2 separate regions of the Mus musculus genome follow, and region 2 is linked to region 1. Evidence: chromatin loops called from intact Hi-C (ENCODE). Cell type or tissue: left cerebral cortex. All regions are shown on one strand. Each heading gives the region's core, and the rest is flanking DNA. Links, peaks and the distances in the headings are about the cores only.

What was found. Hi-C counts contacts between places; a loop is a spot of excess contacts. Peaks named below come from ENCODE experiments on the same cell type or tissue, not always from the same donor. Only the 100,000 strongest peaks of a DNase experiment are listed, where the experiment ranks them.
Region 2: a loop joins it to region 1, with 2.2 times the contacts of the local background. A loop is called at or near these places in 3 of 42 quality-filtered maps.

The regions. Positions count from the first base shown.
Region 1 is chr5:32,931,651-32,939,817 of GRCm38, reverse strand. Depdc5 (DEP domain containing 5) reads right to left here. Exons shown (of 43, transcript NM_001170567.1): 25 at 5,803-5,868; 26 at 2,114-2,270; 27 at 1,513-1,673. Among named protein-coding and RNA genes, the nearest start is that of Depdc5, 72 kb to the right of the region's middle. In left cerebral cortex, for the core only: a CTCF peak has its summit at 4,957 (motif pointing left); no DNase peak of the experiment used is centred there.
Region 2 is chr5:32,985,829-32,993,995 of GRCm38, reverse strand. Depdc5 (DEP domain containing 5) reads right to left here. Exons shown (of 43, transcript NM_001170567.1): 41 at 7,000-7,060; 42 at 3,172-3,254; 43 at 1-3,057. The coding sequence ends at 2,765. Among named protein-coding and RNA genes, the nearest start is that of Ywhah, 29 kb to the left of the region's middle. In left cerebral cortex, for the core only: a CTCF peak has its summit at 4,483 (motif pointing right); DNase peaks (open chromatin) are centred at 3,569 and 3,908; H3K27ac peaks cover 2,395 bases.

The DNA.
Region 1 (8,167 bases), core at 3,715-6,214:
TACAGAGTGAGTTCCAGGACAGCCAGGGCTACACAGAGAAACCCTGTCTGGAAAAAAAAAAAAAAAAAAAAAGGAGGAGGAGGAGGAGGTTGACCATCTTTAATCATGGCACTTGGGAGGCAAAAACAGGCAGAGAACCCTGTAAGTTTGAATCATCCTGGTCTAGAGTTCCAGGCCTCCACAGAGAAACCCTGTCTCAAAAAGAAGAATTAGGTTTTTTAGAAAATATTTATCTTACTTTTATTTGTATCAGTGTCTGCCTGAATGTATTGATGGATCAGCCTAATTCTACCTTAAGGATGGAAGCCATTCTGTTACAAGGTCAGAACAAGTTCATTGTTGTTTGCTGAAAATTTCAAGTTGACAGTGCTTTAACCAGATGTTCCCCACCTTATGAAGTTTCAATCACACCTTGAATGTACCCTGATAAGATGTTCTTCCAAATAGTTTTGAACTGCTTAGCCAAGTTTGTATGTAACCAAAATTCCTCTGGAAATTCCTCAACCCCCCTATTCTTATAGTGATTTTTTGTTTTCTTTTGTTTTTGGCTATATGGCTTTATAAACCCCACCTCCTCCTGTGTTTGATGATATTTTTCCAAAAGCCTGCTTTAGGGATATAGCCCAGTCTGACAGAAAATAAAGTTTACTTAATTTGAACAAAGAATTTGGGTAATGGTTTTACTCTTCTTTAGTGGGATTAACAGTATGTGTACCACTGGCAGTAAGCCACCATGTGAAAGCTAGGAACGAGAGACCAGGGCCTTCTGCAAAGCAGCCAGTGCTCTTAACCACTGAGCCATCTCTCCAGCTCTTAGAGTTGGGTCTTCTGTGCTGGTTTTGGAATAGGGAATTACTTTGTAGCGGATGCTGACATGTATCTCACCATGTTTGGGCCACCAAACCTAACTGAAATGGTTTTCTTTGCCATTGTTGTTTCTCTGTGTTTGGGTGCTAGTGATGGAACCCAGGGCCTAATGCATGCTCAACAAGCATGCTACCACTGAGCTGCACCACCCTCAAAAGGGCTGAAGTGCCAGTTGGTTTCTATGTCAACTTGACATAAGCTATAGTCATCAGACAGAAGGGAGCCTCAGTGAGCAAATGTCTCCATGAGATCTGGCTGTAGGCAAGCCTACCAAGCAGTTTCTTAATTAGTGATTGGTGGGGGAGGACCAGCTCATTGTGGGTGGGGCCATCCCTGGGCTGGTGGTCCTGGGTTTTATAAGAAGAAAGCAGGCTGAGCAAGCCATTGGGAGCAAGCCAGTAAGCAGTATTTCTCTATGGCCTCTGCATCAGCTCTTGTCTTCGGGTTCCTCCTGCCTTGTGTGAATTCCTGTGCTGACATCCTTCAGTGATAAACAGTGATGTGTTTAAGCCAAATAAACACTTTCCTCCCCAACTTGCTTTGGTCATAGTGTTTTATCACATCAACTAAGACAATAATCAAACGAAAGAAAACCTACTCTCAGGATTTAGAAGAAAAGAGTATAATTTTAGGAGAATCACTTACCTCTGCTATAGAGTGGGCTACTGCTCAATGGGGGTGGGACTGTGGTGTTGGGTTTCTGGGTCTTTGGCTGTACTATGATTTGGTAACCCTGCATGAGACGCTGGCAGATGAACTCTTCAAACACTTGCTGGGCTGTCATTTGAACACCCTCCTCATCCCTCCTGGAAAAGAAATGAGCGAGTGTGTGAGCATGCTTGACCTTGGGCAGTGATACAAACAGTCACTGCGCCTCTTCTCTTGTTTCATCCCAGATTATCACTCTACAGCAACTCATAAAATCCCTAACCTATACACCAGCTTTAGGAGAAATGATCAGTTTAACAAGGTAGAGAAAGAAGACAGAAAAAAAGAATAACCTTAGAAAATACAATCAGATGTAGTGTGCCCAAAACAACTTCCTTAGCAAATACGTTATCCAGGAAGACAAACTGCTCATGTCAACACTGAGAGAAACTTGCAGTTCTTGCACCATCAGATTTCCCAAATACTAAAGGAGGACACGAAAGGCTTCAAACCTCAGTGTTCTTCTCTCTACGCATGTGTTCCAATATACCCATAACCCTCACAAACAAAGCTGGCTGCTTTTGTTCCAGGCACTGACCTGTCCATGTCTGCTTCTGGGAGGAGATCATAGCAGCCCTCTGTGTAGTCATTCTGCAGGCCCTGACGGTCCGGGAAGTAGTCAGTGGTGAGGGGAAGGCATGCAGGAGTAGTAAGAGACTTCCAATCCACTCCAACTGTGCAACAGAAGCCTGGCACTACAGGGGGAGCAGACAGTGTCAGAACTGCCTCGCATAACGGGGAAAAGGTATATGTGGTCACCACGGCAGGTTTGGGTATGGGAGGAAGGGAGAGGGTGGGTGTGAAGTTCATGGTAAAAGGTGATCGAAATTGCCAGGATAGAGAGGGAGCAGAGGGAAGGGGATGGGGGAGGGAGAAAGAGAGAGAAACAGAGTTTGTTAGATAACGCAACACATGCTTATCCAATCCCATCATGCAAATGGGATTCACAGCCGCTTATTTTTCATTTTCTGCTGATCATGAGCTAGAGCTGAAATGCCAGTGAGGTTACTGCAGGGCAGGCAGGGTTATATATCAAAGCAAATTAACATTCTGAGGACAGAAGAGAGGCTCAGGGTAGAGCTTCTCCTTTCGAGGGCTGCAGAGTGTCTGGGTAGAAAAGGAAGAAAGCTCAGCCTAATTGGGAGCAAAATAGCAAATAGCAGCAGAAACAGGAACACTTTCAGAATCACAAGTAATAGATTCAGGATAGGAGGGGAAACCAAAGGAGGACGTCTGGGACAGTTACAAGGCTGGAATTTAGGAGACACGAGTTTGACATCTGCTCCCTAGATAAAGCAGGTTTTCAACACTGGTAACTAACTCCTGACATTTTGGACCAGGCTAGTCTGTTATAGGAGGCTGTGCTGGACAATGAGAGATGCTGAAGAGCAACACTGGACTCTACTCACAAGATGCCAGCAAGGTGCTCTACTGTGAAAACCAGAAATGATACAGACACAAGTCTGGCTTGGATTTAAGACCACTGAGTTAAAGTACAAAGGCCGCTCTATGTGGTTTGTTCCACTAGATTCATGCACTGGTGGAAATATGAGAAATATGGACGCTTTAACAGTGAACTAGAGGCAGCTCGGACAGTCCTTGCCCTACTCTGCTCTAGCTACAACTTACTGCACGAGCTCTCTCCGGCTTTCTAATCATGATGCCATCCACCGCCGTGGGATGCAGTTGGTGAGCGCTTGCCAGAGCCAGCACCACAGTAATCTCTCTCTCCTCCTTCCTCCTCTCTCTCAGAGGCTTGCTATGCATCCCAGGTTAACCTTGAACTTGTAATCCTTCTCTTGGAGCTTCCAGAAGGCTGGGGTACAGTGTGTGCTACACACCAGGCTCTAAACCACTTTTGAATAAATGTTTCCCCCTCAAGTGTTTCACTTGAATGATGAAAATAGACAGGTAGCTATCTCTCTATGTAAAACTGACTCAATCTTTAAGATTTATTTTTTAAATTTTTTATTTTTTTTTGGTTTTTCGAGACAGGGTTTCTCTGTATAGCCCTTGCTGTTCTGGAACTTACTCTATAGACCAGGCTGGCCTTGAACTCAGAAATCCGCCTGTCTCTGCCTCCCAAGGGCTGGGATTAAAGGCATGTGCCACCACTGCCCCACCACTGCCCAGCCTTTAAGATCTTTTAAGTGCAGACTTTTATAAAATCTATAAAAGGAAACAAACAAGGGCAGTAACAACAACCCCTCCACACCCAAGAGTACTGAGTGGGACAGTTTCACAGTGTACACTGTAAATGCAGTGTATGAGCAGTAAGGAGCTTACAACACAGTGTATTTCCCCAGGGCTCCGTCAGCCTCACATCACTCTCCCATGGATGAAAAAGGCGTGTGTGCTAAGTACAGGGACAGAGTGCCTTAGGCCCTGGGGAAGACCACCACTGGGCATAGGCCTAACTCTATGCAGGGCTCACAGAGTCATTAGTACCTCAAAATTCAAAATACACCCCCAAACAGCAGAAATTGCACCCCAACTTCCCCACATGACAAATAAGAAGCTGTGCTTATCCCTACTTCCTGGATAAAACCAGAAGAGTCGTAGTCAAGCCACTGTGAGGTAGTGAGAAATGAAAGCCAGCTACCTCTTTATGTTGTCTTGGACACACCAGCCCTCACTACCTTTCTGAGTCTCGCAGCAGTGATTTCTGCTGGGCATGATAGCATATGTCTGTAGTCCCAGCACTGGGAAAGCAGAGACAGGATGGTTAATACAAGTTCATAACCAGTTATACTGAGAAACCCTAGCTTAAAAAACAAAACAAACCTGGAAACTATACAAATGGTTACTAATAAAAATAATTACTAAAACCCAAATATAATCATATGTTTGATGATATAATTAAAAATAACTTCACATTTTCTGTGTTTTTTTTTGTTGTTGTTGTTTTGTTTTGAGACAGTATCTTACTATGTAGCCCTAGCTGGCCTGGAACTCCTACTTACACCAGGCTTCCCAAGTGCTGGGATTAAAGCCCTGTGTTACCACACTAAGCTTAATAAAATTAAAACAAACAAACAAAGGGGGGATGGTAGAGAGTTGGCTCTGTGGTTAAGAAGAACACTTGTTCTTGCAAAGGGCCAGGGTTTGATTCTCAGCACCCATGTGGGGGCTCACCACCTCCTCAAACATCAGGCATGCATGTGGCACACAGACATACACATGCAGACAAAACACCCATACAAACAAAATAGTAAAAACAAAAAACAAAAAACAAAAACAAACAATTTTTAAAAAGAAAGAATAAAAGAAGGCTGGAGAGATGGCTCATCTGTTAAGAGCACTGACTGCTCTTCTAGTGTTCCTGAGTTCAATTCCTGGCAACCACATGGTGGCTCACAACCACCCACAATGAGACCTGGCGCCCTCTTCTGGTGTCTGAAGACAAGTACAGTGTACTCATACACACAGTACAAATAAATCTTTAAAAAAACTAAAAGAGAGAAAAAAGAACAAGCTTTGGGGCTGGCATGATAGCTCAATGGCATGAGGTACTTTCCACTGAAGCCGATAACCTGTGCTTGATCCCTGGATCCACCCAGCAGCAGCAGAGAGCCAGCTCCCATGGGTGTCTTCTAGCCTCCATGTGCATATGCTATGGCTTATGTGTGCAACCACACAAATGTGTAAAATAAATATTTTTTGACTTAAAAAAGTGAGCAATAGGGACATGAAAAATTGTAAAAGGATTCAGTTCATTAAACATCAATGGAGTCAAAAAGACCCAGAGCTACACAGCCACAGCCACACAGAATAAAGCAGTGCAGTGGTAAACGGTTCCCCGTATTCTAGTAAAGGTTCTCTCTAACTGCTCAGCTATTTAATAGACAAATGTGACCTAGTCAAATGTTTTCAACTATAAGTGTATCTGAAGGACTCTAGTTATAGCCGTTATTTCTTTCTGATTTTTCTCCCAGAGCTAGTATTAGGTCTAAGAGCTAAGGTTGGCTTCTGCCCGGCGAGAGGGTCTTCTGGGGAAGTCTACTCCTTGCCGTGTGTCCTGAATTACACATCCTGGAGCAGGTCATTCCGCCCACTTCTCTCACTTGGCATCAGAGAGACTCAAGAGTCCCTCACATATCAGCTTCCTGACAGAGAACGTGGCTTTCTGGACGACTGTCTTCCCACAGGGCTTGCTCCTGCCCTCACTACTCCACAGTCCACAGTCCCCATCGCCTGCCCTCTCACTAGTCCGTCAGCCCTTCTTACTTGGGTCTGGAGAGGTAGAAACACTGTCCTCTAGGGAGTCCTTGTTCTGGGTCCTAGGATTCACACCTAGAGAAAGAAAAGGTGGCTTGTGTGAGTCAAAGTTACTCGACAAAAAAGTTCTTATACTTGTGGTTGAAAAAGCTCAAAATAAAGTTAAAAATACAAACACAAACCAAGTGCCAATTATGAAATGGGTATTTCAAATGGCCCAAAAGAATCAGCCACAGAAAAATATGAACAACTTAGAATTTAGGAATGAACCAGAACTTCAATGTTATCAAAACCATTCTTTTTGTCTGATAAGCTTTTTCTGCAAAGCAAACTGCTACTTATTTTAAGGAAATTGACACATTTTAAAGTCATTTTAACCAATTAATTTTTAGCAAAGATAAAATAACCTAATTAAATATTGTGCACTTGTTTAACCTGAACTTCTGTAACTCTTTCCCAAATCATAGCTTTTAAAAATATAACACATGCTAGAGACATGGCTCAGCAGTTAAGAGCACTGACTGCTCGTCCAGAGGTCCTGAGTTTGATTCTCAGCAACCACATGGTGGCTCACAACCATCTGTAATGGGATCCGATGTTGTCCTCCAGTGTGTCTGAAGACAGCGACAGTGTACCCATATATGTGAAATTAAAAAAAAAGAATATAACATAAGACATAAAAATTTACTACACTTAACAGACTAACAAAAAATTCTACCTAAATATAATTAGTCTGAAAAAGATTTAAAATGAAACTTAAATATGAAAGGACATAGCTAATTTAAAAAACACACACAACCAAATGTCACTTAGAAAACATAACTATTTAATAAAAAAGCAGACTATAAAGAGGAATATTGGAAAGGGCCTCAAAACATAACCAACATGAGCTGCCTCCACACAGAAAGCTCAAGGGAGGATGTAAGTAAAACGCAGGACTTTGTTTTAGGATTATTTGTTTTTATGTGTGTGAGTACCTGCTCATATACATGTGCATCTTGTGTGTGCCTGAAGCACATGGCGGCTAGAGGAGGACATCAGATCCTCTCAGACACTGGGAGCTGTTGTGTGGGGATGAGGAACAGGACCCAGGTCCTCTGCAAGAGCATCACAGACTCAGCTGCTGAGCCTTGCTCCAGCCCCAGAGTTTCAACCTTTTACTCCATATACCTCTGTGTCACTGGAATCCCTCTCAACTATAACATGTATTTATAAATTCTTTGTGAATCTTTAGAGAAAAAAAAAGCAATAACACAGGAGAAAGCACTTGAAAAATCACATAATCTGGAAAAAGGACTTGCATCTGGAATATAAAGAGATCTCTCAAAACTCAAGAGGAAGAAAATTAACAACCCAATAAATAAATGAACAAAATATTTAAATAGACCCTTCAACACCACACACAGAAGGCAAACGAGCACATTTAAAAATAGATTCCACACCAGTGTCCACTTAGGAAACAGCAAATTAAACAGTGAGATGCGTTTGCGCCTGTTTTGTCTGTTATTGCCAGGCAGGGTCTCTTGTGTCCCGTGCTGACCTCACGCTCGCCGGCAGCAGAGAATGGTCCTGAATTTGCAGACCTCCTTCCTCTCTCCCAGGGCTGAGCCCAGTTTCTCTGCTTATTCAATTTTACAAACAGTTTTGCCTACATGTATGTTTGTGCACCATATTCATGCCTGGTGCCCACAGAAGTCAGAAGAGAGCATCAGACAACTGGAACTTGAGTTACAGATGGTTGCAAGCCACCATATGGGAATCACAACCTCTATAAAGCACCAAGAGCTCCTACCTGCTGAGCCAACTCTGTAACTCCCTAAGCCCAGCTTCTTTCCCTTCCTTTCTTCCTCTTCCCTCTCCCCATCCCTCCCTTCCTTTTCTTCTACTTGGATTTTTCTTCCTCTTATTGAAAATAAAAGCTGGGGGGGGGCTAGAGAGATGGCTCAGTGGTTAAGAGGTCCTGAGTTCAAATCCCAGCAACCACATGGTGGCTCACAACCATCTGTGATAGGATCTGATGCCCTCTTCTGGTATGCCTGAAGACAGCTACGATGTACTCACATGAATAGAATAAATAAATAAATAAATAAATAAATAAATAAATATTTAGAAAAAAGCAAAGCAAAGCAATTCAAACCAAAGCAGGGGATGGTGGTGCACGCCTTTAATCCTAGCACTCAGTGGACAGAGGCAGGTGGATTTTGAGTTCAAGGCCAGACTGGTCTACACAGTGAATTCTGGGGCTGCCAGAGCCACACAGAGAAACCCTGTCTCAAAACAAGCAAACAAAAGATCTATTTTTCCTCACATACTATCATAATTATTGTTTTCCCTCCCTCTACTTCTCCTGGTTCCTTCCTACCTCCCCTCTCAT
Region 2 (8,167 bases), core at 3,376-5,875, 55 kb before region 1:
TTTATTTATTGAGCTTGGAATCTGGAATGCTAGAGACTGCAGGAACTGGAGCTCAAGGCCAGGAGCATCTCAGGACAGCTGATAGGCAAGTGACCTGGTATTCCATCAGTTGAACTCCTGCCAGGTAATTTTCTATGTCTTCCAAGTTACCTCTGGAATATGACAAAAACTGTATGTGAAGGGGTAATTGATGGCTCCATAGGATGGATAACAGGACCACACGAGATCACACGGTCTGGCGTGGCCAACAGCTGCTGTGACCACAGAGGAGGCTGGCATGGAACCCTGAACATACCCATCTGGGAAAACGAGAACTTGATTTACTCTCTTTTCAGTACTAAGCTCTTTCAAACGAAAACATCCTTTTTGTTTGTGTGTGCTTATTTGCTTGGGACAGTGTCTTACTGTGTGTGTCCTGGAGTGACCTCAAAATCACAGCAACCTTCTTCCCTCTCCTTTAGTCTTCTCAAGTGCTGCGGTTACAGGTACACTCCACAAAGTCCAGCTGTACCTGCCTCAACCCCCCAGTTACTCCAGACAGCTCCCACTGACAAGAAGGCTGACATCAAGGAGGAGCAATATTCATGGGAAGAAAAGTATGTGTGTGTGTGAAGCTAAGTTTTTTTTAGGCTTACTTCCCATGGATCACACTTTCACACGTTAACAGCTTACTCTCTCAAAAGCTTCACATGCAGGAGCTAGGGACATGGCTCAGCCAGTAAGAGCACTTGGAGCTCTGGGAGGACCCAGGTTCCCAACCCAGCACCCAAATGGTGGCTCACGACCGTCTAGACTCTAGTTCCAGGGGATCTGATGTCCTCTCTTTTGACCTAACGATGCACCCATACACACACACAACACACACACACCTTTAAAAAAAAAAAACCTTTACATACAGGACTTAATAGCTGTGATTAGAAGTTCCCGATGAGTGCAGCTTGGAACAGTGTACGCAGAAGATTTGAGCTGGTTCAAGGGAATGCACAACTCCCAAGGCAGCTGTGAGAACAGCCCACTAGGCAAGACAATACTTGGTTTTACTTTTGTAGTGTTGTGAATTGAGTCCAGAGCCTGGTGCCTGCTATGCTGGCTCTGATCTGCATCTCCAGCACCATACTGAAGGTTTTTGGAGTCAGGTAGTCAAGAGAATTCTAAGTGGCAAGTCTAAATGGAGTGGAGCTGTCTGTTTGATTTTAAGATTTATTTTTGTTTTATGTGAGTGCTTTGCTTGCACGTATTATATATGTGGATATATGTATATGTACCACATGTGTGCCCGATGCAAAAGAAGGTCAGAAGAGGGTGTGGAGTCCCCTGGAACTCCAGGTATGGATGGCTGTGAGTGACCTCACGCTGGCACTGAACTCAGGTGCTCTGTAAGATCAGTCAAATGCTCTTAACTGAGTCATCTTTCCAGCCCCAAAGTGAGACTTTCTGAGACAGTCTCATTGTAAAGCTCAACTTTGCTAAGTACACACTATGGAGGCCAGCCTACCTCAGTCTCCTAAACACTGGTATTACAGGAAGCTGCTGTACCTGCTTGGAGTAGTTTTTTTAAAAAACAAAAACCCAACAAAACCCTAGTTTCCCAGGAGAGTGCAGTAGGATGAACCAGAGACAAGTTAGGTTTCCTGGAGAGAAGAGAAACAAGGAAGGCTGGACCTGGAGTTGTACATAGGGCCCAGGAGAGGTAAAGAAGGTAAGGTACATCAAGGGGCTGGAGAGATGGCTCAGAGGTTAAGAGCACTGACTGCTCTCCCAGAGGTCCTGAGTTCAAATCCCAGCAAGCACATGGTGGCTCAGAACCATCTGTAATGGGATCCGATGCCCTGTTCTGGTGTCTGAAGATAGCTACAGTGTATTTATCATATATACCAAATACATGAATAAAATCTTTAAAAAAAAAAGGTACATCAATGGGGTGTGTGATTAACTCTAGTATAGGAGGAAGCAGTAGTCATGGTCTTCGGTCTTTGCCTTCCCTGAGCAGTCTAGAGCGAAAAGCACTCACTGGACGTGTAGGGAATGCCGTGATGTCTGCTTCCCTGAGCTGGCCCATCCACTTAACGAGGCATATTTCTGACATGACAAGCCTAGAGCTTCTTACTATACTGTACTGTACTGTCTGCTCAGTAGTCCTGTCCTGTCCAGAAGATCCTTGTTCTTGCCCAAGGACTTTGAAAAAGAAACCTATCAAGCCAGCTCAGAGCCAGACTCAAGACCAGTGTGTCCTGAAGCCCTCTGGCCACCTGAGGTGACCTGACTGGCCTGGCTACCAACAAGGCTGGGAACAGACACCGGGGGAGGGAGAGAGGGAGGGAGGGAGGGAGGGAGGGAGGGCTTTATTAGATTCTGCTATGTACACATATGTACAGCTGGTGTGAGCCAATGGTACATTATGCCACAGATTTACCTCATACACACACTCTTGGGCAGAAAGCAGGAGGTTCTGTTCCGAATATCCCACTGCTGGTGAAGGAAAAGGACCCTAATGGAAGCTGCCTACCCCACTCCCAGACACTGACTCACTCCCACGGACAATCTGTGCCTCCCCCTGCTTCAGGGACAGGATTGGCAAGATTTGGTTGGCGGTAGCGGCAGCAGCTGCTTCCAATCTTTCTCTTCACTCACACTTGTGCAGAGGCCAAATATCAGCAGTGGCCCCACTCACTGATAGGAGCAGCCTGACACCTGCTGCCCAGAGCCTGACCGGAAGGCCAGCTCCAGCATACCCACAGCCTCTCTTAAGAGAAGCAGCCTGGCTTCATGGAGCACTGGCATGCATCTTCTCCAGGCAGTTTGTCCAGAACGTGACCAGTCGGTTGTCACGGTTGATGCAGAAATCCGTGAAGTCCTTCAGCAGCCGATCAGCAAACTTCTCGTCCCCTGTGGCACTAGAGCGCCATGTCTTGGTCAGCATGGTGTTGTAGGCCCAGTTGTAGCCAACCCGCTCCTCACAGAACATGTTTTGGTTGGTGGAGCTGGTAGAGTTCCGTCGCCGCCGCTGCTGCCCTGAAAACTTGCGTTTGGAGTACGGCAGCTGAAGGAACACCGTTCCTGAAGGGAGAGACCATGCCTGAGTGGAGCTGTGGTGAACACCTGCAGCAGGCTCTGGTGGTCCTACCCTGAAGGCTCGGGCAGGGCCTCGTGCACCCACCCACAGCGCCTCACCTGTGACATGGATATACTGTGGCTTATTCTCAGCAGGGAAGTTAAAAGCGGAGACAGAATATTTATCTTGCACAAATCCAAACCTACGGTAAGGACAGACACATTGTCTCATTAGCTAGAGAAACAGGGAGCAGTGTGCAGCTGAACTCTTGACAGGTAAGGGTGTGCCAGAATGTGCAAAGGCCTCTGGTGTGGAACATGCGGGCTACAGATTGTTGTTCTCACTATCTGCCTTTCACCTTGGGAGGCTGCGGCTCTCCTGCTCATGGTTTAGCCTGCCCTGCGGTGACTGCAGCAATCTACCCAGCCTCCGCTCCCACGTAGCACCTTCCCTTCCCACATGTCCTCCCCTCTGTGGTCCCTACTTAGTGTTCATTCTGCCTCTTGTGGAGTCTGTCCCGGCAGGCTGCTCACCAACCCCCATCCTGTCTTAGGTTTTCCTGTCACACCTGACTGTTGTCATGCTGACATTGAAACGATTCTCAGTAAAGGCGCTCACTGACATGGAATGAAGTAGCTTAAAACTCTTCTCACAAAGGCGAGGAGGAGCCCAAGGCTCTTTGCTCTGCTGTGCTCTAGAGATGGGAAGTGAACAGAAACCACTCCTCATCTGTGACTTGCCCTGTTCCACTTCTTATCTATAGCTTGTTCTATTCCTGGCTTTTCTATTTCCATAAAGCACATTTATTCTAGCCCCACCTGCTAAGAGCTGTAAAGGACGTGCTAACAGATGTGCCCAGATTCTGCCCTCTGTGTCTGAGCGTTTACGTAATAGAGGCATCGTTGTAGGAGGTAAAATGTGTCTTCTTTCCTAGACTGAGCTGGCTGGGGAAGTGCTGTGCTGTATCCTCCAAGCTGCCAGCTCTAGGCTTGTCTCCCCTACATGCACATCAAGTATGCAAACTCGATGGAGAGCATCTACAGGACACTTCGATTTCTTTCTTACTTTCTAACCAAGCCAACTGATGTATTTAGCATGATCAGGTGGACCAGAGGCCTATCTCATTTCTCCTTTAGGTCACCAGGAAAGACCCTTTTACTTTTGAGACAGGGTTAGGCATCCCAGGCAGGCCTCAAATTCATACTTCAGCTGAGGCTAAAAACCTTTCCCACTGCCTTCCTGCTACTACCTGTGGAGTGCTGGGTGGCAGGTGTGCACCACTGGGCCGTTTCCTGTAGTGCTTGCTGCATGCTAGATGAGCATCCACCACCCGATCCACACCCCTAGCCTAAGACCTTTATTTTATTGTGTGTATGTATGTGTCCTTGCTTGTCTGCATGTGCACATGAGTACAAGTGCCCTAGGAGGCCAGAAGGGGGTGCTGGATCCTCTGGAGCTGGAGTTACAGGCAGTGGTGAGCTGCCCAGGGTGGGTGCTGGGAACCAAACCTGAGTCCTCTACAAGGAGCAGCAAATACTCTCAGTTGCTGGCCATTTCTCCAGCCCCAAGATGTTTATTTTTTTTAAGAACCCAATTTAGCCAGGCATTGTGGTTCATGCCTTCAACCCCAGCACTTTAGCCCCAGACAGGCAGATCTCAAGGCCAGCATAGTTTACAAAACCGAGTTCCAGGCCAGCCAGGGTTACATAGTGAGACCCCTTTTCCCCAAAACCCCAAACAAACAACAAAAAACAAACTAAATCAAACAAACCTCCACTTGGGGCAACCCAGGATTGCAGCAAAGGCAATCCACCTCAGAGAAGATGTACTATACTCACTCCAATTATCCAGAGTATTTAGAAGAAGAGCTAGGAGCCACCACAGAACTGGAGGTGGGGTATGTGGTAGGGGTATGGTAGCTTTTCTAGCGTTTTCTGAGATGGACCTTTGGGTAGACCATCACTTCAGAGTCACATCTCCACTTGGACTTTCACTCCATGCAAAGCCACAGGCAGGACCAGGGATGTAGCCCCGTGGGAGACTGCTGACCCAGCACCCACAGGGCCCTGGGCCCACCCCCAGTACTGCACACAGAAGCTACGAGCAGAACAACTACTCTGAAAAAGGCACTTTGCTGGCACTATGGATGGGGAAAATTAAACTTCTGCCCTCCTAGGTCCTACAAAGCACTCTAGATTGACAGTTTTTAAAAGAGGAAAGTGCAATTTAAAGCATGTTATGCTGGAGTATCCTGTAATCTTAATACTTGAGAGCCAGAGACAGGAGACTGTGAGTTCAAAGCCATCCAGAATGACACAGAAATCCCCTGTAAGGAGGAGAGAGAGAGAGAGAGAGAGAGAGAGAGAGAGAGAGAGAAGAGAGAAGAGAGAGAGAAAGAAAAGAGAGAGAGAAACTCTAAATAGAGGGACCTGAGAGTCCCTGGCAGAGGGAGACACTAACAGGCACAGAGGAAGCGTGATAGATAAGACAGCAGAGTCTGCTGTAGTCAGTCACACATGGGACAGCTTTAAAGACATGTAAGAAAATTGGATATTAGGAAAGAGGCTGAAGAGTAACAGGCAACAGTTTACAGAGGATAGCCCCAGGACCTGTATCAAGGAGGATTAGAGAACAAGACACTGTGAAGAAAAAAAGCAGATTTGGCAAATGAAGGTCAAATCCAGGAGGCACCTAGTCAAAATGTGTAGAGACTGGTCAAGAAGAGGCACACCAGCTGTACTTTAGCTGGGGCATCGTAATAAGAACTGTTTCTTGCAGATTTACCAGCTGAGCCAGCAAACCCCAGAGGGGCAAGAAAAGGAAGGCTATGTTGTAAGCCTAGCCATGGGACTTCTATGGGCTCAGCAGTGTGGGTGGAGGTGGATCAGACAAGCCTGCTTCCTAGAGCACTGTCTTTTCCCAGTGACTGCTGTGCTCCCTCCCCTCCCTCCCTCTCTCCCTCCCTCCTCCCTCCCCTCTGCTCAGATCTACATCCCTTTAGCAGTAGTAGGAAATGAGTTACCACAGCACTCATTCCAGACCCTTCTTTGAACACATACATACCATTCAGATCTTATGGTAAGGTGCAAGGTAGGGAAAAGCCAGCTTAGGGGAGAGAAGTTAGAGACCCCTAGCCTTGTGAGTCTCTGGTGGGAGGGTTGGGTGGGAACACTCAGGGTGGGAGTGAAGATGTAAGACAACAGGACAATACAAAGAAGGTGCTTCAAGCCTAGGGTAACTGAAACAGTGAGAGGAGGCTTTGTGTAACCACAGGAATAAGTAGGAGTGGACACCAGCTAAGTGATCCTTGGAAGCAAGGTGGCTGCTGCACTGGTGAGGACGGCTGCGAGTCAGAGGAACCCAGGAAAGCTTACCTGGAGCACAAGTCCTGTGCCAAGGAATACCTAATTTCACCCATTGTTTCAAAACCATCCATTGCTTTCTAAAACATAGGGAAGGTTTACTGACAAGGTTTACAATGTCTCCTTTCACCTGTCTCCTCCATAGCACAGTTGGGTTCTTTGTAGGCTACATACAAAGAACAAGGCAACGAATCTGAGACAAGGCCGGCGTGGCCGCAGGCCGCAGGGCAGCATTTCTCTCTGTGCCTGAGTGGAGGTAAGCAGTGAGATTGTCACTAGAGCAGTGGTTCTCAACCCCTTGGAGGTCAGCCCCTTTCACAGGGGCTGCATGTCAGATGTCCTGCATATCAGATATTTACATTAGGATTCATAATAGTAGCAATTACATCTGTGAACAATGTTGTGGCTGGGGGTCAGCACAACACGAGGAACTGTGTTGAAGGGTCACAGCATCAGGAAGAGGAAGAACCACTGCTCTACAAGGACAGAGCCTTTTCCTCCGGAACAGAATGAGCTGGGTTTCACTCTAGTAACTGCTAGAGGAGAAGAATACTGGTCACTGTTCCTTCTTGCTAATGGACAAACCTGTGTGCAATGGCTTCCTGGAAAAGATGCATTCGATCCCAATATGTCTCTGGTTCAAAGCCTGAAAGGAATAAGGAATAAATGCTGAGCTGTGATCACAAGGTCTGTAACAGACTCACACTGTTCTCTTCATTGCTCTTTACAATTCCGGTCTCCTGGATCTGAACTTTAGTCCCCACCAGTTATAGAAATGACAGCTGTGTACCCCATAATCCTTCTCCAAGTTCCTCCACCGTCTAGAAAGGTGGAGTCCTCGGGAGCCAATGTAACCTTCAGAATTCAATGAGGCTTTTGCTAATGTCTTTTTTTTTTTTTGGTTTTTCGAGACAGGGTCTCTCTGTGTAGCCCTGGTTGTCCAGAAATTCGTCTGCCTCTGCCTCCCGAGTACTGGGATTAAAGGCGTTTGCCACCACGTCCGGCTATGCTAATGTCTTAATTCTCAAGCTGAGGAGAGTCCAGTACTTTTTTGCTTATTATTTGTTTCTGAAACAGGGTCTCAAACAGCCCAGGCTGGCCTCAACCTCTAAGTGGCCAAATGGCTTTGAATCCCTGACCCTCCTACTTACTTAACAGGTGTGTACCATGAGACCTGGTCTGAAAGAATATTAAAACACAAACCTGAAGTGTACATTAGGTGCTTTTGAATAACAGCTTCCCTCACCCCCGTTTCTAACACCACTAACCTTCCATTTCCCTTTAAAGAAAGAAAGCTCCATTTTATGGGTAAAGAAATCGAAGCAAGTAAAAAAAAAAAAACAAAAAACTCTTGAGAAGTCATCAGCTTGGAAGGAGAGGCGAGCAGTGCAGGAGGATTTGCTCTTCTGTCACCAATGGGATTGCTCCAGCCTCCCTCTTCCACGGGCAACTGCTGAGGACTAAAGCAGAAAGCAGGTGGGAAGGCCAAGCACTGTCACATAGCAACAGGAAGCAGAGATGGATGGATGGAAGGCCAAGCACTCTGTTACATAGCAACAGGAAGCAGAGATGGATGGATGGAGATTTTGAGGGTCCTGGCAACAACAATAGAGACATCCCAAGAACTAGGGATGGAGTAGCTTTGTTACTCTGTCCATAATTAGAACTTTCTTTAAAATAGATGGGAGACACCCCCCCCCACTCATATGAACACACATAAGATACATACATACACCCACATACACAAACACAC